3 separate regions of the Homo sapiens genome follow, and all the other regions are linked to region 1. The links are chromatin loops, found by intact Hi-C in ENCODE. Cell type or tissue: endothelial cell of umbilical vein. All regions are shown on one strand. Each heading gives the region's core, and the rest is flanking DNA. Links, peaks and the distances in the headings are about the cores only.

Evidence for each region. A loop is a pair of places that touch in the nucleus more often than their neighbours do. Peaks named below come from ENCODE experiments on the same cell type or tissue, not always from the same donor. Only the 100,000 strongest peaks of a DNase experiment are listed, where the experiment ranks them.
Region 2: it touches region 1 in a loop (6-fold over the local background); 11 of 110 quality-filtered maps call a loop at or near these places.
Region 3: a loop joins it to region 1, with 2.1 times the contacts of the local background. A loop is called at or near these places in 3 of 110 quality-filtered maps.

What each region holds. Positions count from the first base shown.
Region 1 is chr5:102,861,809-102,866,961 of GRCh38, reverse strand. PAM (peptidylglycine alpha-amidating monooxygenase) reads right to left here. Exons shown (of 26, transcript NM_001177306.2): 2 at 678-1,139. The coding sequence starts at 766. Among named protein-coding and RNA genes, the nearest start is that of PAM, 110 kb to the right of the region's middle. RefSeq lists a silencer at 717-846. In endothelial cell of umbilical vein, for the core only: no CTCF peak of the experiment used is centred there; DNase peaks (open chromatin) are centred at 551, 1,011, 1,621 and 2,571; H3K4me3 peaks cover 1,016 bases; H3K27ac peaks cover 1,859 bases.
Region 2 is chr5:102,956,255-102,961,407 of GRCh38, reverse strand. PAM (peptidylglycine alpha-amidating monooxygenase) reads right to left here. Exons shown (of 26, transcript NM_001177306.2): 13 at 1,349-1,533; 14 at 179-250. Among named protein-coding and RNA genes, the nearest start is that of GIN1, 160 kb to the left of the region's middle. In endothelial cell of umbilical vein, for the core only: no CTCF peak of the experiment used is centred there; DNase peaks (open chromatin) are centred at 2,167 and 2,547; H3K27ac peaks cover 2,319 bases.
Region 3 is chr5:103,038,309-103,043,461 of GRCh38, reverse strand. No RefSeq gene overlaps it. Among named protein-coding and RNA genes, the nearest start is that of GIN1, 79 kb to the left of the region's middle. RefSeq lists a silencer at 2,063-2,357. In endothelial cell of umbilical vein, for the core only: a CTCF peak has its summit at 2,183 (motif pointing right); a DNase peak (open chromatin) is centred at 2,201.

The sequences.
Region 1 (5,153 bases), core at 469-4,468:
TCAAAACATATATCTGTTTCAAGTTAATGAAGATATAGTATTAATACATTACAAATTATCACAGGCATGCCAATTTTCTAATGGCAGAAATATTAACCATGACCCAGTAAAAATTTCTGTAACTATTTTCAGTGTCCAGAATTACTAGCTAGAAACAAGAAAGCCAACCATAATCTTGCTAGGAGGCAGAGCTGTTAGGAGGAAGAAATAAAAGACTGCGATGTGAATTACAAATGTACAAGTACATAAATATTTAATAAAGTAATTATGAGGCGTTTGTATACAGCTCAGTGTTTCCTTGTGAGCTATTACAGTCTATGATCTGCTTCTCCTCGACACTGATGTATCCTTATATTTTATTCTTCGAGCTGTTATAAACAAGCAGGCATTCAAAACTAAGCGAATATATTGTAGTTCCTGAAATACCTCCCCCAGAGGGAGTGATTAGTTTTGGAAATCACAACTTCTAATTGGAGTTTTGAAAGCCAGAACTGCTTGGCTACAATGCAGTGGGCTTTTTCTGCACGGGGGACTTCACAAGAAGTTACTGTGGTAAAATTCCAAGTCATTCCAGCAAAGAACATCAACCCCGTCTATTTTGCCAACACTCAGGTTCATAAAAGTGATTACATTTCTCAACAGCATGCACAGAAAGCACCCGAACAACGAACACCCACCTCTTAAAGACAGAAAGTGGGCTTCGGAAAGCCAAACAGCTGCTTGGAAAAACAAGGAGAACTAGCAGGCTAGGGACGCGGCCAGCCATGTCCACGCCGATACGACCCCGCCGGGAGAGGACCGGGCAGCGCAGCGCGGGGCTGGGGCTGGCGGTTGGGCAGCGGCGCCGCCAGCAGCCGCTACTTCATGGCCCGGGCACGGCGGGCGTCCTGCGGCGGCCACACACCATCCGCCAGCGAGAGCAGCGAGCTGGCCGCGGCGAGGCGTCTCGGTCACGAGCGGCGGGCAAAAAGCCGTGGGCAGGCGGGACTTTTGTCCGGCCCGCAGGCGGAAGCTTTCCTCCCTCCAGCGCCGCTCGCGTGCCCTGGCGCTGGGGCTAGACGCGCGGGTGCCTTATGACTCCGGAATGACAGGGGCTGTGAGGGGTATCACCCAAACCCGCGTCAGTCATCATTCAGAACCTGCAAAAATAGAAGCAGATAATGGATGACTAACACGTTACAGCATTTGTCCTCAGCAAATCCCAGCTGAGGTTCTTTAATACATTAGTAGTTTCACAAGGTTGCGCCCAAGCCTGGGGAAAATGCTGGTCTGTTGAGCTCCCTCCCCCACAGCCAGCCCCCAAGATTTCAGGAACCCCCACGGCGCAGCCCCTGTAGAGCCGGTGTTCTGTCTTTGCTTGCTCTTCCTCCCTTGGACCCACTCCTGTTTTCTTTTCCTACTTCTTCCCCCCTTTATCCCTCACAGCCACCCCAGTCTGAATTTCTCTTTACTTCCTCTATCACTCCTTTCTCTCACCAAAAATGCTCTAAATACCTCTCTGCTGAATGTAAACATCACACAAATGACCGGCTAAGGCGCAAGGAAAAAAACAAAACAAAAAACGAAGAGAGGCAAAGACAAAGCACTGGATACCACAGTAATCAGATAGAAAAAGACTTTTGAGAACAAAGGCATGCTTATATACATGCATCACAGAGCTACAGATCCAAGAGGAATGATATCTCCTACCAAGAGCTCCCAAGGATCATCACAGAATTGCCCAAGTTCTCAGAATTATTTTAAAACAAACAAAAACTCTACAGCTAACATGATACACAAGATGTAAATGCCCATTTAAAAATCCTGCATCTCATAAGCAAAATAATAATTTTGTACTCATAAGGCATGCCTTCCAAAAGATATCCTTTCCTAAGTTTGGAGTTTTACAACATAATTAGAAAGAGTAGGGAGAATCTTAGCTGCCCCCCAAATGAATTTTATCTTCAAAGGTTATGATCAAGAACGTCACATTAATACAAATGAGAGGCCATGAAGAACTAATGTTACAGCTCAACGTTTTATAAGAGGACTCAACTAGGTTAAACTTGAAAATATTCATATTTTGACTGAATATATTTAAAACTATGTTATCAAACCTGCAAATTTTAGTCTGAAGGCATAAATTAAAACTGTATAATTCACAATATAAAAATACTGTACTTCCAAAGAAAGAGATTAAAGTTTTATTTTAGTCAGTAACTATAAACATCGTTCCAAGAATCTCAAATGAATTTGATGGGAAGATGTGTAACAGTAAAAAGAAAAAATAAGGAAAAATCATATCGGAATGTTTCACAGTAATACATCAGCCTCTGGAAATCACAAGATAGTGAAGCTAATCTAAAACAAAACAAAACAAAAACCTAGAACCAAAACAAATAAAAAAGCACTAACCTTAAATGAAGTGAGATTCTTCATGATAAGTGCTTTCTAGATACCATATACCAAATATAAATAAAACCTGACTTAACATCCAACCAAATCAAGGATGCTTGAGGCTCACCAGCAGTCAAGGGTCAGCTAATTTACATAAGCAATGACATTTTTAAAAGACTGACAATATTTGTTTGAACTTTCTCTTTGGCTTGCTGTTTGGGCTTTCAGAAACAAAAACCTTCAGCTTTATCCTTATCCTGTGGGTAAAGGAAAGAACTCCTTCTGGAGGAAGAGAAACAATTGGCAGGAAGGCTATGCTATTGCCTTTGCTAGCAACAAAGTATAATCCTATCAAATGACAATACTTCACATTCCCTGAAGTTCTTTAAAAAAAAAAAAAATATATATATATATATATATATGAAGAAGGGATTATATTTTAATATTTTATTCAGAACAGGATTCAAGGACAGTCCCTCTTCCAGTTGGCAAGGAGATTTGGTATTACACAAACACTTGAAAACAAATTAAGTATTAAAATTCTCTAACAGGAACACACCCTTAAGTACTAGCCTTTGAAAAAAATATTCCACTTATCTCTTTGATTTTATTACCTTTGATGTCCCTAAACCACCCACTTAAAGAAAAGGGAATTAAAGTTGTGGGTAGAAGCAAAGTTGGTATTTGTAGCCATGAATAGAACAAAAGGTCTTATAAAAATGAAAGCTAATTATGCTTCTTGTTTCTGGATGACTTGTAAGCTAAAGACAAAATACAAATCATCAGATCAAAAAAAAAACATGTCCACCTATTTTATTTTTTTTATAATTCTGGATAATGTAGAACATATAATAATCAAATTTTATTAGTATTCTTATTTAAGATTTAAAAATTTTAAATATATTTCAGATATTTCATTGAGATAATTCCTTCACTCATCCAAAAAAAAAAAAACCCTTAGTTTCAATACTTTATACAAAAGATTATAATACATACTGGAGTTTTATAAAATGAATAAAACTAAAAAAGAATATAGTCTATTAAGGGAGATGAGAACTCTACACAGTAACATAAGGTATATTTAGAATGTAGTATTCTATATGAGTACTATAAAAAGAGACTCAGAATTTTGAAGAAGGAAAGAATCCTCAAAAGGAGGGCAAGAAAAAAGAAGAGTAAAAGCAGTATTCAGTGGAAGGGGTGGCTACTGAGCAAGCCTTGGAGGACAGTTAGAGTTTCCACTGTGGGAGGTGGACAATCAGCATTACAGGTACAGGGAAATGGCAGGAGCAAAGGAGCCCAGGTGGGGAACAGAGTATGTTCATAAAGTAATAAAATTTCTGCCTCCTAGACTCAAGCTGCAGGCCCAGATTTACTATTTTATTTGTAATACAAAGCAAATGTTCTGTTTACATATCCATAAAATCTTCAGGTAAGAATGATTTATAACCTATACCTGTATGGATATTAATTCCAGGAGGAGTATTAGTAGGTAGTTAAGTACAGCCTAGTCCAGAAGACCATAAAACTAATTTGGCTCTTACAAAGTAGGCAGTCCATTCCCTCTAATTTTCATTTTTTTTTAAAAAAAAAAAAGATAGCTGGCATTTGTTACTGGTCAAAGAGCCAAATAAATATATTAACCAATTTGACCATTCAGTCGTGTATTCATTTATAAGAGACCCTGTACAGCATAGTGGATACCTGTAAACTGAAGGAAAACTGCCTGATTCCTGGGTCCACTATTTATTAGCTGTGTGAAACTAGACAAGTACCTAACCTCTCTAGCTTCAGTTTCTTCATCTGCAAAATGGATGTAATCATATTACCTACCTCGTAGGGCTGTTGCCAGCAAAAACTAAATTAATACCCTTAGAACAGTGCTAGACACATAATAAATATTCCCTATTATTGTTGTTGCAACAAATATATATTGAATGCCTGAGACTCTGAATGCTGGGGACGGTGATAATCAAGACAGATAACGTTCCCACTCTTATAGAAATTACTTTCTGGGGGAGAGAAACAAATAAAAATGACTACCAAACTGTAAATTTCATTTTCTTGTAAGGGGATTTTATGCAGTTTCCTTGAATGACTTACGATTAAACTGATGAAAGGGCACATATCCATTCACATAGCAATTTGACTTCTGAGGATTAATTCTTAGGCAAAAACTGAACAAGGCACAACTATGTTTATAAAAATGTTTACTAGTATTGTTCGTAATAACAAAGACCCGGATGTTTATAATGGCAAAGAACTGAAAGCAATTTAAACGTCCTTCAATAGGAGATTTGTGGAAAAAAAAACTTATAGTTACAAAAACCAGAATGCTATGCACCCCTTTAAAAAAAAAAAAGACAATATGTGTCTATTTTTAAAGCCACAGGCAATTTTTTTTTTTTTTTTTTTTGAGACAGGGTCTTACTTTGTCACCCAGGCTGGAGTGCAGTGGCGCAATTTTGGCTCACTCCAACCTCTGCCTCCCAGACTCAAGCAGTCCTCCTGTCTCAGCCTCCCGAGTAGCCGGGACTACAGACATACACCACCATGTCCTGCTAATATTTGTATTTTTTGTAGAGACAAGTTTTTGCCAAGTTTCCCAGGCTGGTCTCGAACTCCTGAGCTCAAGTGATCTGCCTGTCTCAGCCTCCTGAAGTGCTGAGATTACAGGCATGAGCCATCATGCCTGGCCTCCAAAGGCATATTTTATAACATATTTTTGGCATAACTTAAAAAATTTTTAAAGAACCTGAAACTTATAGAAATGCTGC
Region 2 (5,153 bases), core at 426-4,425, 94 kb before region 1:
AGCTAAAGTGCAATAATTGACCATTTTCTCATGAATTATGCATTGTATAAAAATAGCAATACATAGTGTTTGAGGCAGATACAGAGAGACATACAATATCTCAGTAACTTTACAATTTGGTTGCCTACTTGGAAATTGATACTTTTATAGGACTAGTTATAGAAATAAGCATACATACCCTGGTCTAACACTTCTTCTTCTTCTCGTTTTGGCTGCTGTAGTAAAGGAATCTTATCTTTATATTCTGTTTCTGTAAAGGATCAAAGAAGCTGAGCATAAATTTGCAGTATGTATTACATACTTAAAATAGTTTATTGGAAATAGTCCATCAACATAAAAATACTATTCAGGGTCTTGTGCTTATTACCGTATTAAGAATTTATAAGACAGAAATGCTCTAATTCATAAGCTCCCCACCCCCCACCCCCCAGCACAACCTACCAATTACAAGACATCTGACTTAATAACTAGGTCAACTACCCTTTCAATAATATATAAATGATACAGAATTTTCAAAATGCATTGACAAAATGACTCATATTTGTTTTCTTAAATTAAATTTAGCACTGTTTTAAGAACATTTAAGAACACTTTAAGGCATATTCTATAAATATAGTAGAATCTTAATAAATGGCCAGAATGCTATGCTAACTTCTCTCATAAAATTTCCACTAGAAAGAAATAAGAAGCTGCTCTAGCGTGTTAAGACTGAACTTGCAAAACTCAATCAAGTCTCAGCATACTTCATGCGATAAAACAAGGAGTAGACTTTGCAATTTTAAGTTAAAAAGTGACAGTCAATATGACCATTTTGCAGAGGAACTATATATATGTTAAATAACAATTCTGAGAATTAGATAAAAAAAGTCAAGACTAGCAATGCTTCACAAATCAATAATTGTTCTTTGCCTGAAGAAGCCCATTAAATGGATAATTTAAAGTATGGCTGGAGATGATAACCATTTTCCCTGGCAAACTGTAGTGATCTTTAGAACATGGTGCATAAATTCATAAACTGTGTAAGTCATTACTGGTTAGGGAAGGAGTTAGATGAGGAAATGAGAAAACATGAATTAAGTGAAAAAAGGTCTACATTTATGGGATTGGTCCCAAAATGAATCTGTTTCATCCCTGGCTGAGATTTTCCTCTTTAACTGTTCTGATGGGTACATGTCAGGGAGGGGAGATAGGATATGAAAGAGAAAAATGAGAAAATAAGAAATATGTGTGTACATGTGACTGGTAGAAGAAGGGAATAAAGATGATTTTAAATATCATCAAACAAGATACATACAAAAATATAAAATACAAAATCATATATTACTTTATATTAAACATCAATTATTACCTTTATGATGTTCATGCATCATAACCATATCAGACTTCACGGGAATTGGAATGTTGGCCTCTGGTGGTATGGTTCTGAACATATCTGGAGCTACATTCTGGGTACAGGTCATGAAAGAAACTGCATGCTTGGCTTCCATGTAATACATAATGTATAAGTTGCACATTTCATCACTAGACGTGCCACTGCAGGCAAAAAAAAGATATAACAAATCAACTATTCACATAAAACACATGCTTAATGCAAGAAAAATGAAGCCCTTAGATCTGCCAGCAATGGATTCAAAGGTAGAAATATTGTGCATTTATTTTATAGCTTTCATTAAAACCCATCACAGTTTTCAACATCAAAAGCACATTGTCAAAGGCATATTTCCACTTAACAATGGAGTGTCAGTTTGCAGGCACACCATGAACACTACTAAATACCACTGATGAAAATGGCATTTTAGTAGATGAGGGAATATGGTACTTTCTTTTCTCTCTTGAATCTTTTTATTCTTTAGTCCCCTCCTATTTGCTAAAACTCATAGACTGGGAAAAGTTATTGTTCTCGTGGAAAATCTTTATTATTTCCTTAACAATGGTAAAAATCAGAAACCTTCAATATAATTATCATATATTATTTATTATAAGTCTTTAAAAATGGCTTTTCCTCTTAACATCAAAAGTCCTGGACCTTGTTTTTGGTTAACTGCCTCCTTCCTTACAGCCAGATGAATCTAGAATCATGTGTCCCCACTAAGACATTCAAAGTGTATCCCTGATGTCTGACTTGGCAACTAGGCTTTTATAGCAGGGTTGAAAAGAATGCCTCAGGAATGACTCAAAATGAAATCAGCACTAATCTTTTTTAAGGGTTGAGATGTGACGGAAGTAGTGCTGTACAGTTGAATGACTCAATGTTAAAAATAGATTTTAAAACAGTGGATATTTCCAAGAAAAAAGTTCCCAATGATAGAAAAAATATCTAATAGTTTACAAAATATGTATTCTGCTTCCTTACTTCACATGGGTTATTATATATTTCATTCTCTTTAGCATTATTAGGAAGGAACCATTTAAGTACACCTTCACAAGACTTTTACATAGCAAAGTTGTTTGGGCAAAGGAACATGTCCATTTTAGTATTAGTATTGACAATTTTTAGCAAGCCTACACTAATAAAAAAAAGCTATGAGGTAGGTTATTTGCTGTACAGAAATACATCAGTGTTGATTTTTCCAGCAATGTCATGCAGCACTCACTTTCTCTCCATAGCAACAGTATGACATCAGCAAGGGAAGGAAAAAAATAAAAATATTTTTCAAACAGGGATTTGATTTCTCTAAGCTTTGAAAATATAGAGCCCTTGAGAGACCACAGGAATAAGCCCCTGCCATGGGAAGCTCTGTTTATGCTTTAGAAATCATTTGGCTTCTTACTCTCTGAATCTGATACCTGTCAGTGTAATTGCCTCTCCCGTGAAATATAAGCAAATAGTGAAGTGCAAAGCCAAACAAACATCTGTTCACTACACATGTCTTCATGGTGTCAAAACACCATTCCTAAGAATTACATTTTAACAGCCTTGGAGTTGGTCAGTATGTGCTATAAAAGGAATGGCTGTTGCAAAAATAATAAACTGGAGCCTCCCGCCATATTATCCTTCTCTTTCCTGCTTTAAAAAAAAGGAGGTATATGTAGATCAACTGAGCAAAAAGGAAAAAGGAATTTTAGATGTGGCTCTAGCTTTAAAAACCTTTAATCATCTTGCAGAGAGGAAAGGCAAAATAATCATTTAAGCATCTCAAATTAATGAAAGGAAAAACATTTTAAATTCATATAATAATTCATGAAACTTGCAACTCATCAATGGATGGGTCCTTCCATATTTTCTCTTTTTGGGAATGCCAATACCCATGTTTTCACTGGAGAAGGTATACCCACCCACAACAGCATATGTAAGAAGCCAGTATCCTGATTTTTTTCCTTACTAAAAAGCTACACACAATGAAGTAACTATCACTGCTGGTCTAAATATTGTTGGTCCCTTGGGCCAGTGTGTTCTCTGTTGCATAAATGGAAATTGTTTATTCTGTGAGCTATTATATGTTTTTATAAAATACTTAGAGAGGGAATTCTAGAACTTTTTTTACTCTTCCTACTAGAGTAGTATTTCCACAATTATTACCACAAAACTTTGGTCCTTGAAATGCTTACAGAAGAGTTGAGAAAAACTTACCATATGGCCTGCCGGGCACGATGGCTCACGCCTGTAATCCCAGCACTTTGGGAGGCTGAGGTGGGTGGATCATGAGGTCAGGAGTTCAAGACCAGCCTGGCCAAGATGGTGAAACCTCGTCTCTACTAAAAATGCAAAAATTAGCTGGGCGCAGTGGCAGCTGCCTGTAATCCCAACTACTCAAGAGGCTGAGGCAGGAGAATTGCTTGAACACAGGGGCAGAGGTTGCAGTGAGCTGAGATCTCACGCCACTGCACTCCAGCCTAGGTGACAGACTGAGACTCCGTCTCAAAAAAAAGAAAAGAAAAGAAAAAAAAAAGCAAACAAACAAAAATCTTACCATATGAACAAATGAAAATGTTGGGCTATACAAGTTAAACAATGTTGTACTGCCTGATCCTTTAATACACAATGTGCTCATGACTGTATGGTGGGGTGGGGGGCGTGGATACAGTAGGTTCTATTCCCTAAATGAATCTGACCGGGCTCCTTTGTGTTGCTGTGTGTTCCAGGGCATAATTTAAGAAAAGCTGTACTGTAAGACTTGCTCTTACGTAGGTAGAAACAAAATGCTAGTATTGTTTAAGAATGACCAATCAAAAGGATTTCTTCAATAGAGTAGTGTGCATGTAGTAAAGCTATATAAAGCTATTCAAATGAATATACATAGATATGCATACAGATGTGTAGCTAGAAATGTTTCATAACATGTCTTATCTGTATAAAGACAGGTAAATATCTATGTATATTCTATCTATATCCTTCTATCTGTCCATCTGTCCATCCATTCAGATAAACACATAGTTCAAGCTTTCAGAAAAATCCATTAGAGATTTAAGAAGCAACTAATACTGCAAAGCTTCAAAATAACTAATATAAAATATCTTGTTAATATATATTTCCTCAAAGATAATTTTGGTGTTACATGTATATTTGGAAGGATTTGTTTTTAACATACATTTGAAAAAAAATTGTACTAAAAGTAAAAATTTCATTTCAAACAAGTGAAAGGTAATTAATCTGAGAACAAGGAATTAAATTGTGCAATGTCGGCTAAATCAGGACAATAATTTACTCTTACTAAATTAAATTCATTATTATCACCAAAAAGCAGTAAGTAACAAAAAACAAAAGAAAATTATAGATCGTAATTATGGAGAAGAATATGAAATAAAAAGGTGGCATAAGTTTAGAATAATTATATACTAATATTGGAGACAAAGGCAGCAATTACTATATTAGAAATAGTGTGTACCAAGGTACAAGGTTACATGTTTGAAAAACACATGTACTTAAGTATAGCAAATAAAGGAAAATCAGTAACTTTCTGAATAATGTAACTCTTTGTCCTCTACAACTTATGATCACACTTTATTATTTTAAATAGCATATTTGAGAAAATAAAAATAAAAACATAAGCTAAGGTCGCAGGTTATTTCCTCAAAAGTGAATTATCTTACCATGTACTGAATTAACTTTTGAGAAAAATTATGCATATATGTGTAAGAGTATACATATATGTATGTGTGTACACACATGCACATATACATACACACACAATACACTAATTCAATTACACATA
Region 3 (5,153 bases), core at 426-4,425, 180 kb before region 1:
GATAGAGAGTGATGTCAATGCTTAAAATTTTGATCAAACTCTTAAAATTGAGAGATTGACCAAAAGGGGGAATTGTTAAATTAAGTTTGGCCAAAATCTGCTCATGCATATTTTAGATTTTGCCTGAAGGTTTCTCTGTGCATCGTGGACTCTAACCTAACTTGATGTATAAACCAACTGTAACCTATTCTTGTAACAAGTAGCCAAGTCCCAGCCAATCACAGCAGCTGAACTTCAGTCATCCATAGGCAGCTAACTGTTCAAACCAGGTTCAAATAAGGCAAACATTCAGACCATTTGGCAGCCCTGGAATCACTCTGAACCTATTCTGGTTCTGAGGGCTACCCAATTTGCCAATCATCCTTTTCCCAATTAAACTCTGTTAAATTTAATTTTTCTGAAGGTTTTCTTTTAACAAAACAGCCAAAACCTAGGCCCCTAGGATCAAGTAACATTTTATCACTAAACATTCTTTTTAATTATGATGTGGAACAAAAGCCCTCACCAGAAGCCAAGGTCATCCCCGTGAACTTTCCAGCCTGAAGAACCATGACCTAAATAAACCTTTTTTCTTTACAAATTGCACAGTCTCAGATTTTCTGTTACAGTGACGCTAAACAGACCAAGACACCATTCTTTCTATTCAGTTCCCACTGCCAGCCTCCAAGGTTACTTTACCTCAAAATTTTATTCAGTGGCCTTCCTGACTCCAGTTTATTTTCAGTCACCTTTCCAATGGAGCCTTCTGTCCACTACCAGTTCACTTCCTTAATATTTTTGTTATGTCACTACCCATTTGAAGACAACATGTAACTATCCCTATTTCTTATCACATGAACAAACAAACACAAACAAAACCTGATATCACAAAGTTTACTCTACTCTGGGCCTGCCAAATAGTGGAACACTATTTCTCAAAATATTCTATTCCCTTTATCAGAACACTGTTCCACGGGTTTACTATGTTCATGTTCATTTATGCCTCTGTTCTTTACTCATCGCCATCACCTGGAGTTTCTACTGTATCTTTTTTACCATTCCACTTCATATCTTTCTTGTTTTTAGAAGCTCAGTTCTAATCCTATCTACCTCAGTAAATCTTACCTGATATATTAGTGTGTTCTTGCATTGATATAAAGTAATACCCAAGACTGGGTAATTTAGAAAGAAAAGAGGTTTACTTGGCTCACAGTTCTGCAGGCTGTACAGGAAGCACAGTGGCTTCTGCTGTTGGGGAGACCTCAGGAAGCTTTTACTTATGGCAGAAGGCAAAGGCGGAGCAGGAATCTTACATGGTGGGAGGAGGAGCAAGAGAGAGAGTTGAGGGGTGGTGAGGTGCTGCATACTTTTTAACAAGCAGATATCACAAGAACTCTATCACAAGAACAGCACCAAGGGGATGGTGCTAAACCATTCATGAAGGAACCGCTCCCATGATCCAATCACCTCCCACGAGGCCCCACCTTCAGCATTGGGGATTATAATTTGACATGAGATTTAGATGGGGACACAGATCCAAACCATATCACCTAACAATTCCAATCATCGTAATTTTCATTTTTCTGTTCAAATTAATTACTCTCTGTACTGTATAATGTATACTGTTATAAATGGTTCTCTACTCGTTTCTTATTTGCTAGTCATTTCTTTTCAATAAGGCTGTAATTTTTTTAAGGGCAAGAACCATGTTTTACTTATAATTCTGTACGTTACATAGAGCTCATCACAGGGTAGGCTGTGAATGAATATTCATTGCCTAGATGACTGGTTTATTAGTTTAATCAAGAGATAATGCAACCAACTTAGGTCAACATAAATTTAGCCAGGAAGCTAATTAGACAGAAGACTATACAGTAATAGATCACCATTTAACCTTTTTGACAGTCACTGGGTTTTAAAAATATTCCTCCTATTTTTAATACGCAAACCCAGCACACTTTAATTATTTTCTTTTTGGTGTGTTAATAGTGACTCTTTTGGTGAAGAGAATACAGATACTGTCAGCATCTGTGTGACACCTGAGTTGCAGATATTTTAAAATATTTGGATGCTTGGCATAATGTAGACATAAAAACTGAAAGACTGGCAGTATTTTAAATTATTCTACTTGAAGACGGCCATCATCCACTAAATAACACCTATTTTTGAATGCGCAAATCCACACAAATGTTTTATTAAGTTTACCACCAGATGTCAGTCATTCACTGCAATGGTAATAACTACCCTGAAGAACTCTTTATGAAAAATCTATGTATGTGGATATCTCCCTCATCTTTCCTTCCCTCACCGACTCTTCCACTCCTTCTTTCTATGACTGTCAGTCTGTTTATTAATCAATTGTCAATTGATTATCTATTTATTTATGTATTTATAATCCACATATCTATTCTAATCTATCTAAATAATGAAAAGTATATACTAGGTATTTTGAGAAAATAACATCATAAAACATCTAAGTATTTACATATACAATATGAAAGTGACACTAAAATATTTTATACACTGTGATCTGGAATTCAGGCTCTTTTCAGCCCAGTAACTTTGAGACCAATGCAATACTATGCAGCCTTTTTTCAGGACATACTTTCACTTCTCACTTAGAATCTTTGTTTTTTGAAACTTTTATTGGATTCTTATTACTCTGGAATTAAATTCTTACTGGAAGAGCATCAATGACATAATAAGAAAATTATACAATATTTGATTTTTAGATAGGTACTAGGGTGATTTAAAAAGCTAATTTACTACTAAAGAACTATGCAAAGAAAGTTCTCCACTACCAACTTCTACCTACAACTTTTGTTTAAAATTTTTTCTGTTTTCTTGAACATTAACATACACCTTCTGTGATTCCTCATTCTGAACTTTGTCAAATATCTGACTTTACATCCATCACTGAACTTAATGAAGTGAATTTATGCTTTATTTTCCCTTTAGATTGTGAGATACTTGAGGTCAGGGAGCTTAGCAGATATCCATCAATAAACAAATGTTATTTTCTAAACATGAACTGTGGCCGGTCTGTAGTGGATTGTCTGTTACCTACTCAGCAACCGTTTTCTTTTTTCCTACCCAAATTTTGTTTAAGTGGCTAGCACTTCTCCATGGGTAGAGCCATGGGCCATTCTTTGCTATGGATTAGCTCAGAAATGGCCACACAATGCATGTGACCGAAACTGTCTTAGAGGCTTCAAGGAAAAGTTTCCTCTCTTGAAATAGTGAGCTGCAAGGACTAATGGGTAAGTTATTGCATATCTGTTGTCATTTCTGAGAAAGAAAATACTAGTGTTCTTGTGTTTCTGAATCCTTTTGGGGATTGATACAGATTTGGGGTGCATAGGGGAGTCTCTCTCTTTAAATTTTTATAGATATCAACTAGAGACATTTTTATATCACATAGAAAGAACATTCTAGAGAATAAAGCCAACACTGAGGAAAACAGAGCTGTGGGCTGGAGATACAGATAAAGACATAGAGAGAGACAGACACACACACAAGCACACAAAGAGAGAGAGAGAGAGAGATTAAAATTAAATATAAAATTAAAAACTTCCCTTTGAAAGACAAGGCTGAGAGAATGAAAAGGTAGTCCACATACTAAGAAAACATATTTGCAAATCATATGTCTGATAAAGAGCTTTTATCCAGTATTTATATAGAACAATACTCCATTTCCTAGGAATTCAGACTAACTTGAGATTTTATTTCAAGTATAATTTGTTCTTTTCTTTGTTCTGTTCAGTAAAGAAAACACTTTTTTACTTTTACTAACAGCTCTCAGCATATTAACATGTATGAAAAAAACAAGTATGTAAAATGCAGTTACATTCCAATTCCTTCTCATGGTTTTGAAATATTTCTAGTTTTATCAGCCTGGCTTTCCAGCCCATCCACTACTGCTCCCCTAAACTAGCCTGAGTGTTATGGAATATAGCCCTGTTGTTAATCCCCTACTATAACAAGCATTTTCCGATAAACCTCCTCTGCTTACTCAAATACTATCTTTTTTTTTTTTTTTTTTTTTTTTTTTTTTTTTGAGACGGAGTCTCGCTCTGTCGCCCAGGCTGGAGTGCAGTGGCGGGATCTCGGCTCACTGCAAGCTCCGCCTCCCTGCAAGCTCCGCCTCCCGGGTTCACGCCATTCTCCTGCCTCAGCCTCCCAAGTAGCTGGGACTACAGGCGCCCGCCACTACGCCTGGCTAATTTTTTTTTTTTTTTGTATTTTTAGTAGAGACGGGGTTTCACCGTTTTAGCCGGGATGGTCTCGATCTCCTGACCTCGTGATCCGCCCGCCTCGGCCTCCCAAAGTGCTGGGATTACAGGCGTGAGCCACCGCGCCCGGCCTCAAATACTATCTTTTTTATGAAGCCTTTCTGCTCTTCAATAACAATTTGATAGCATTTTACTTGTTTTCTTCTTATGCCTTAAAATCTAATTAGTTATATGCTATTTTAGCTACCTTACTAGATTACAGACATTTAAGGGATCTGTGCTTTTTTCATCTTTGTATTTTGCAGATAAACTTAATTAATGCCTGTTGAATGAATCCTTCACCTTTCAATTTATTTATTTATTTTTTCATTTATTTATTTATTTATTTATTTATTTATTTATTATTATTATACTTTAAGTTTTAGGGTACATGTGCACAATGTGCAGGTTAGTTACATATGTATACATGTGCCATGCTGGTGTTGGGTTACCTGGGTACCATATTTTATCACAGATGTGAGAATTGTGGTTTTGTTTTTAAGGAGGGATCTCTTTCTTTCAAATGGAGGCCAAACAGGTCTCAGAACAAGACTCTAGAAATTTAGAACTCCAGAAGATTTCTAAGAATTCTATGACTTCTGGGAAATACAGTACAAGAGAAAATAAACTCTGAAAATTCAAAGTGCCAGAAACTAAATTAACCTAAAGAGGCATTGGGATTAGTGTAACTAGATTAGTTAATTCTTTTCTTTGAGCCTCATTAAAAAAAAAAAAAAATCTATTAATGTATGACTGAGATGCCCAGCCAGGGACTACATTTTAGTTTTGTTCTTCTTTACAAAAAAAAAAAAGCCATTAGAATATAAATCTCAATACAGGTAGGTTATTGCCCTTTAACACTGTATCCTAAGAACTTAGTTTTTGTTTGTGAAACTTTCAGCA